Regions from separate parts of the Mus musculus genome. Here region 2 is linked to region 1. Evidence: chromatin loops called from intact Hi-C (ENCODE). Cell type or tissue: left cerebral cortex. All regions are shown on one strand. Each heading gives the region's core, and the rest is flanking DNA. Links, peaks and the distances in the headings are about the cores only.

Region 1 (4,194 bases), core at 738-3,237:
ACTACAAGTTCTAAAGGACTAACTTGAGCTCTTGATCCTCCTGCCTCCTTGTACCTACTGCTGGAATTACCGACACGCACGAGCAGTCTGAGCTCATACTGATGCTTTGAGATGCACAACAAATTACTGTAAATTCACATGACTCTGTGTTACTAGCGTTCCTTCTCATCCACCCTAACAGTGTCTGTTCCCTCCATGCCACCCCTAGCTTTGGATGACACTATGAAACCAGCTTCTTTAAATTCTGCATAATAGTGAAATGGCTTGGCTCTTGTTTTTCTATGCCTGACTTATTTAATAAAATTTTCTCCATTTCCATCCATGTTACTGTAACATTATAGGTTGACATTCTTTTGTGGCTGAATAATAATAATAATAATAATTTCACTGTATATATACACCTTACATTCTTAATTTATTAATTTGTTTATATATCTAGGTTGTCTCCATATCTTAGTTATTATTAATAATAATGTAGTAAATATTGTGTGCAGATGCCTGTCTAATTCACAAAATGTATCTCCTTTGGGCAATAACCCAATAGTACGGTAACTATCCAATGGTAGCTCTATTTCTGACTTTTGAAAGGAAATTCCATGTGTTCTCCATGGTAGGTACACTAATTTATATTCCCACTAGTGGTACCTGAGTGTTCTCCTTTCTCCTGGGTAGCCATGCTTGCTTTGTCTTCCAGTCTGAAAGGTTCCAAAACGGCATTCATTTTTATATTCCCATTTCTTCCAGAACCCTGTACTAATAATATCATCATCTATATTTCCAAAGCACTTTGCATTTCCCAAAGCACATATTTGTCCATCATCTACTTTGAGTATTACCGCTTGTGGTCCAGGCAAGATTAGTTATACTATTAACAGATTTGATTTTATAAGACTAGCACTCAGATTTCACTGACACCCTCTTCTCCACAGTATTTCACATTTTATTTAGGAAGTGAATAAAAACACAAAAGAAAAATTGAGGCACTCTTGGCCTCCTAGGAATGGTCATAAGATTGAGGCCTAGGACCTCAGAATCATCTATGTTCCAGTCCTAAACAAAGGAGAACCTTTTCTGCCTATCTGGTGGGGGCCAGGAACCTACGACAGTGACCTGCATCATTCGAAGACTTATTCCGTGTGTCGTAGAACTGACAGGGAAGAAGTGATCCCGTCACTTCAGCGGCAAAAGGTGAATGAGACTAACTGCTTAGCTGTTTGAACCCTTTCCTCTTGCTCTCTGACCTCCACAAAGAATAGCTATGCTATCTACCCTGCCTTCAGGACCTAGCCAGAAAAAGACAGGACAGAAAAGAATGACACTGTCAGTGTTTCACCTCTTAAACACTGCATAGTATCAGTGTTCTCCCAAAGACAGTACAGTGTCTGCAGGCAGAAACATATTCAAGTCATGTGTCCCCACTTAACAGTGGTATAATCTTGGCAAATCAGATTCCTTGGGTACAATCCTACTTTTCCATCTGCAGAATGTGGGCAATAACACCAAGCCTGCAAAATCGTTGTGGAGATAAAAATAATATATGTGAAGTACATAGAAAATAATTAAGAGTTCGAATGGTAGCTATAGTTAGTTATATTCAAGAAAACACAGAGAGGGGGAGTGGATTTCTAAAGGCTGGACAGCTGGTACACAGCCGGCAGGCGGAACTAAGATTAAAGACTCATCCACAGGCTCCCTGGAGAATCAAGTCTCCTGCCAGAAGAGGGCCTCCAGGCAAGGCCCCTCCATCACTTAAACAGAGAAGAGACCTCTGCACTGCCTCTGTGCTCCTGCCCGAAGCACCAAGTTTATTCTAATGTTTTGGAGTCCATGTGCAACTGCAGGGGTCTAGAGGAAAATTAGGGTCTCCCCTTGTCCATTGCTTTGGCGATTTCTGCTTGGGTGCCGAGGGCAATATTGTGATGGGGAGCTCCGGCTTTGTGGAGGAGCTCTTTGTGTGATTCTTCCAGTGTGGGCGCTGCAAGATAGAGCTTCAAACCTACTGAGTCACCAGTGCAGAGCTGGGCACAAACCCAGAGGCACAGCCCTTGCTTTGCAAGTGGGGAGATAGGGAAGAGGTCTCAAAGCTGCTCTGGCCTGCAGCCCAGAGTTCACTCAGGGCCAAAGCGGCCAGTGCCTGGCCAAGGCTGACACTGGCTATGAACAATGTTTGGAGCTGCCTTGCTTGTAGACCTTGTGTCTTCTGCAGACATCCTGGAGGGACAAGGAACAGTCAGGGCTTCCCAGGACACTGCCCAGGAGCCTGATGCATCTTCTAGTACCTGGAGACACCAACTTCCTTTCATCATTTGTCATCTCTAGGTTTCTCAACCCTTGAAGGGATCTGGTGTTGACTGTGAGAGGAATTAGGAAATCTAATTTGTTCTTTGCAAAAGAAAACCATAGGCACACCTGCATGCTTGGTAGGAGTATATTTCTAATGTTTGCACCTGCTTTCAGAGCATGTGTACTAACAGGGAACACAGGACAGACTCTGGGTCAGTCCCTCCTCCACAAGGCACCTTTACACAGCTCTGTCCACTCCACCCCCACCCACCTCCTCTGTGACTAGGACGCCAGATCTGTGGAGCTTTGCCTTTATTGGTGCTCTCTGCCTGTTTTCCCCCTGTGTAGCCTTCAGAACTGATAACTAGGCTACTTACTTCTGGGTGGAAGAAACAAAGGGAGAGAAAAGGCATGGAGTTCAGTGGCAGTTCATCTAGTTAGACTCTGAGACCACAAACTTGCTCTTTTCTTTCTTCCTAGGAATTTTTGACCCCTACGGTTCTTGGGGAAGAGAGCATCTGTGTCTTTGACCAGCCAGCCCGCTGTGTGGTGGAATGGTTGACAGTGAAGTAGGTTTTATTGAGGGTAAAAGTTGTGCAGCAGCCATCTTAGATGTCTCTCTCCAAATTGGAAGGAATGTTAGATCCTCATATGGGAAAATGATGATCAGTAGTCCTGGACAACAGCAAACTTCTCAAACCTGGAAGAAAGCATCTTTTTAGAGATAGAGACCCATAGTTCCTGTTCAAAGGAGATTCTAGGTGATTTTGTGAGGAACAAGGAAGTTTTGAGAACCTCTATTCTGTAAAGTTCCCTGTGTAGACTGTAGTTAAGTCCTGCATCCACCAGGCTACTGGCATACTGCTTCACAGGCCCAGAAAGGCAAGAAATGGACTAAGAAGCTGGAAGATTCGGAGCCATGTGGTAGAGTCTGTGACAAGTTGAATAAGAATGGTCCCATAGGCTCACATATTTGACTGCTTAGTCACCAGATAGTGGCAATATTTAAGAAGGATTAGAAGGATTAGGAGATGTGGTCTTATTGGAGAAGATGTGGCCTTTCTGGAGTAGATATGGCCGTATTGGAGGAAGTGTATCACTGGAAGTGGGCTTTGAGGTTTCAAAAGCCCATGCCAGGTTCAGGGTTCTCTCTCTCTCTCTCTCTCTCTCTCTCTCTCTCTCTCTCTCTCTCTCTCTCTTCCCTCTCTCTCTCTATCTCTCTCTCTGTCTCTCTCTCAGTCTCTCTCTCTTTCTCTCTCTCTCCTCTATCTCTCTCCTCTCTCCTCCCTTTCTCTTTCTCTCTTTCTCTCTCTCCTCTCTCTCTCCTCTCTCTTTCTCTCTCTCTCCTCTATCTCTCTCCTCTCTCTCCTCTCTTTCTCTTTCTTTTTCTCTCTCTCCTCTCTTTCTCTTTCTCTCTCTCTCCTCTATCTTTCTCTCTCTCTCTCCCCTCTCTCTCCCCTCTCTCTTTCTCTCCTCTCCTCTATCTCTCTCCTCTCTCTCTTTCTCTCTCTCTCCTCTCTCTCTCCTCTCTCTCTTTCTCTCTCTCTCTTTCTCTCTCCTTTCTCTCCTCTCTTTCTCTCTCTCTCCTCTCTCTCTTTCTCTCTCTCTTTCTCTCTCCTTTCTCTCCTCTCTTTCTCTCTCTCCTCTCTCTCTTTCTCTCTCTCTCCTCTCTCTCTTTCTCTCTCTCCTCTATCTCTCTCCTCTCTCTCTTTCTCTCTCTCTCCTCTCTCTCTCTTTCTCTCTCTCCTCTATCTCTCTCCTCTCTCTCTCTTTCTCTCTCTCTTCTCTCTCTCTCCTCTCTTTCTCTTCCTCTCTCTCTCCCCCCCCCTCTCTCTCTTGCCTATGGACCAGGATATAGCTCTCAACTACTGCCCCAATGCTGTGTCCTGCCATGCTCCCTGCCATGATGAT
Region 2 (4,194 bases), core at 618-3,117, 53 kb after region 1:
ACTCTCCTCCCCCACTTCAAAGCTAGTTAAGAAGTTCAAGTACAAAATATTTCCTATAGTCCCATTTCCCATGGTCCAAAAGACAAAAGATATTTAAAGTAATCAGAAGAGAGCCTAAAACAATGGTACATACCTATGATCCCACCATTCAGGAAGCTAGGATAGGATTTTTTTTTTTTGAGTCCAAGACCAGATGGGACTATAGAGTGAGATCCTGTCTCAAAACACTTTAATTAATTAAACTAACAGAGAAAACATCTGGAAGTAAAGGTAGACTCAAATGAACCAACTCATTTTTACATATAACAATTTACCTACCATAAAAAGTATGAGCAAAATGTAGGTACCAGAAGAAAATCCACTTTTGAAACTGAAGAATTAGGTGTAATATTTCCTTCTTAGTTCATATTCCAAGGACCAGAATTTAATTTTAAAAGTACATTTTGCAATCCTTTCTGACCCTACCTCCAGGTTCTCCATCACAATATGCCAACTGTACTTTGACACAAACTCACTTAATGTCGTTGTATTCAATGAGCCTCTGCCTTTATTATGATGAAAACCTCCGCTTCTTGTTTTAATGGTGTGATATGAAACAGGGTAAGAGTATAGATTTGAGGACTGATACTCTTCTTCTCAACCCCAAGGTATATTAGGCCCAGGGTAGGCAACACAAACAAATGTACTTTCTTCGTGGAGGTAGATCTTCAGAGAAATAAATACAGAAATTTATCCAGGGCGTTTGTCTGATCTTTCTTTCTCCCTTTAGGTTATGTGACCAGACATTATGGGAAAACTAGGGCTAAGTATTTACAGTCATCATCACAGACCCTTCTGTGCCTTATCTCAATTTCTACCTGCTGCTATATGCCTTGTCTTGCTTCTCTCTCCTCCTGCCTTGATCTTCTGACCTGTGACGAGTCAGAATCCTGCAATCCAGCGCATCAACATGCAGCACCATTGCGTGGAGAAGCACAAGGAGTGCTAGAAGGTCTGTTAGGTAGGGCAGGGTAAGAATCTAAGAAATCTTTTGTCTGAAGGGAGGGCAAGAAAAGCTCCCATAGAATCAGGAAACTTAAATCTAGGATTGAAAAGGGAACATTGGAGAAAAACCATGTACTATGGAGTATCTATATTATCTCTATGGTATTGACAATTGCTATGACCCAACTAGCTAAGGAAATATGGATGATCACAGGAAAGTTAATACAAATTCTGTTGATTTTGCTGGAAAATGAGTATAAAAGAGAGATGGTAGGATAGCAGATGGTCTGGACTGTGAAAAGGCTATTAGTGTCCTGTTTGTGTCCTGCTCAATTTTAACATGCAGCACAGATTCCACCGTGACTATCTCTAAAGGTGTCTTGGAATTGTGTTGTTTCCTGCTTAGCTGAAAGATCATACTCCTGTAAACTCAGGCGTACACAGTGGCTTCCTGCCACACTTAAAACTTGAAAATAAAGAAATCAGAAAGGAGAAATTTGACCCTGCCGAGAGGCAGCCAAGATGACACACGGTTAAAAGTGAAGTAGGAACTACGAGAGGGGCTGGCCTCACCAAGACGCAACAGGGAGGGGATAAGCCAGCATCCCCCACCCACTCCGGACAGGGAGCAGGGGAGGAGAGCCAATATCCCCCACCCCTGCGCAGGGCGGAGGAGCGCGTCCCGCGCCGGGCCGCCTCCTGCACCGAGCGCATCTCCGGAGCGGTACAGGAGAATGCAGGTCCACAGGGACACGCGCGCGGGGCTCCTGCTGCCATGGCGCTGGGTAGCTCTCTGCCTGATGAGTCTGCTGCGTGAGTATTAACAGCTGAGGGCCAAGGGACCAGGCTATGGGCCGGGAGGAGGGAAGACGCCGGCCACTAACCTCACCTGGGAATCCTGCGCTCCAGCACGCAGAAGTGAGCTTACTCAGGTAGTGCTGGGGGACGCCAGCTCCTCTGCGTGGCTGGAGGTGCAAAGCTCAAAGTTGAGGCTAGAATGCAGACAGAAGGAAGGAAAAGTTCTGTAACTCTCCTTAATTGAGGAAGCAAGGACCCAGAGTGGTCCAGAGAAGGGTCCAGGCACCCATTGTTCCCAGGACTTGGACATAAAGAATTCATGAGGGTAGCCATTTCCAGTAAGGGCCAGGAGACCTTTAAGGAGGACTGAGGGACATTAGTGGAAGAGTCTGGAATAAAGAACAGGCAGAGAGGAAAAAAAGGACAATTTTAAATTTCAGATTAGAAAGCTAGAGTCGCCCCTGCAGAAACCATGCAGATGCTAGTAGGGAGGTGGTTTGGTGTACACACCAAGTCCTTCTGCTCACCAGTCTTCCCCGTGCACAAACATACATTCATTGCTAGTTGGAATTTTCTTGCTCTGCTTCCCTTCAGATTCTAAAGCTAGTGGACAGGCCAAGACACCTCCTGCTGCCCACGCATACTCTTACTTCTTAAGTTCTTCCCCTCTTAGGTTGGCAAAAAATAGTATTCACTCAGTCTATAGCAAACTTTATTGCACTGGAGGGTGTTGTTCTTCATCCCAACTCATGTCCTTTGAGGTTTTCAGGGTTGTGAATTACTCATTTTGCTTTTAACCCTTGGGGCTCCTAAATCTTCATTGTATATCTTAAAGGACACTCAACATGTAGAGTAGCCTGGATCTACCCACAAGACCTCTTTTCTCCCAGTCTTCTGCTCCATTGCCTTTGGGTCTATCCCAAAGAGAGCTGGCAGAGGAGAAGTTGAATTAGGTTCTGGGTTCTCCTGATTGGCAGCGCTAGACATGTCCATTTTGATGGAGTAAAACTTGCTTGGACAAAAATGCCCAGAATGATGCTACACTGTGCACGGGTAGGTGACCACGGGCTGGAGTCCTCATCAGATGCTCTGTACTTACTCTTTTGGTCACTCAGCTCAGCACTGACCCAAGTCTGGGTGTAGTGCTGTCTTTTCTTATTTCCTCAGCTGGCCAGTATCAGCCTTGTCTTGGGCTGAATGGGGCAGGGTGGAGAGAGCAAAAAAACCTCTGCAAACCTTGGGGAAATATGCTGAAGATATCAGTGTCTCAACTTTAGGGTAAAGGACAGGGCAGGGGCCACCATTCCCAACCCAGCTAGACTTCATAAGCCGGCCAAGGCTCTGTACTTTCTCCAAGAACTTCCTAGGGTTTGTGTTGAGATTCTTCTGTTTGTTAATACTATTATTTTCTGTCCTGGAATAAATTGTAAAATAAATTAAACTGATGAATTATGTAATTTAAAATGTCCCACAGTAGACAACCGTGATGTTATTACTGGGAAAGTTGGTGTAGAATGGAAAGTCACTCTGAAGAGATAGTTCTCTTCTGTCCCATGAGAAGCTAGTGTGAACATCTTCTAGACAGCCACAAGTGTCACTTTTTCAGGGGCAAGAGAGATCAGTGGCCAGAATCTGGGTTGTGACTGGGGACACACGCTCCAGCTGACCTAAAAGTCTTTCAGGAAACTAGGAACCCCTTTGCCTGGGTTTCCTTCCACAAGACCTCTTTTTCCCTTATTCCAACACTACCTCCAGCTTCTACTCACATTCCCTTTCTTCCTTTGGGCTCTTTGAATCTGATGATCTACAACTATATCCTGCCTGGGACTGCATGTAAAAAGGGAAAAAGAAAATAGAAAATACTTTTTATCAGATAGTTTCCCTGCTACATGGTAAGGAGGGAGGTGTAAGAGTTTGGGGACTGCCAAGTAATTCAGTGATTTGAAGGCTCCCCAGTGAAGGACTAGACCAGGCTTCACAACCTTTGTAAATGTACTTCTTCATCTTGGCCAGCACTCCTGCCTGTCTGATGAGCAGGCAAGAGCCTAGGCCTCTCTTGTATCCCTTTGGCTTCATCACCTTGGTCCTGTTTGTTTGAGTTGCCTTTACTGCTTTCCTTTCCTGAGTGATCTTTGTCTCCAAAATCTCAGAGCAAGGAGTGCCAAAATTGTAGCAGATAAAGTTGGGGACAAAATTCTGGAAAAAAAAAAAAAAGCAAAAAGGGAGCAGATTCCACTGTTTCTGATCTTGCCTGGTTTCCTTTGTGTTTTGGACCTGAAGACCTAAGCTTCCTTTCAGAGTTTCCCAGCTCCAGGCTCCAGTACTTGGGTTTCCTTCTCTCATTGACTTTGGTTCATCTGACGAAATGTCCTATAATGTGGCAAATTAAAAATATGAAGGCATGGAAAAAGA

The links. A loop is a pair of places that touch in the nucleus more often than their neighbours do. Peaks named below come from ENCODE experiments on the same cell type or tissue, not always from the same donor. Only the 100,000 strongest peaks of a DNase experiment are listed, where the experiment ranks them.
Region 2: a loop joins it to region 1, with 3 times the contacts of the local background. A loop is called at or near these places in 8 of 42 quality-filtered maps.

Annotation. Positions count from the first base shown.
Region 1 is chr1:194,883,836-194,888,029 of GRCm38, forward strand. Gm39748 (a long non-coding RNA gene) reads right to left here. Exons shown (of 3, transcript XR_865916.1): 3 at 2,611-2,983. Among named protein-coding and RNA genes, the nearest start is that of Gm39748, 15 kb to the right of the region's middle. In left cerebral cortex, for the core only: a CTCF peak has its summit at 1,727 (motif pointing right); DNase peaks (open chromatin) are centred at 1,575 and 1,990; H3K27ac peaks cover 2,247 bases.
Region 2 is chr1:194,937,248-194,941,441 of GRCm38, forward strand. It overlaps Cd34 (CD34 antigen), which reads left to right and starts at 1,574. Exons shown (of 8, transcript NM_133654.3): 1 at 1,574-1,797. The coding sequence starts at 1,719. In left cerebral cortex, for the core only: no CTCF peak of the experiment used is centred there; DNase peaks (open chromatin) are centred at 1,643 and 2,299; H3K4me3 peaks cover 1,817 bases; H3K27ac peaks cover 1,816 bases.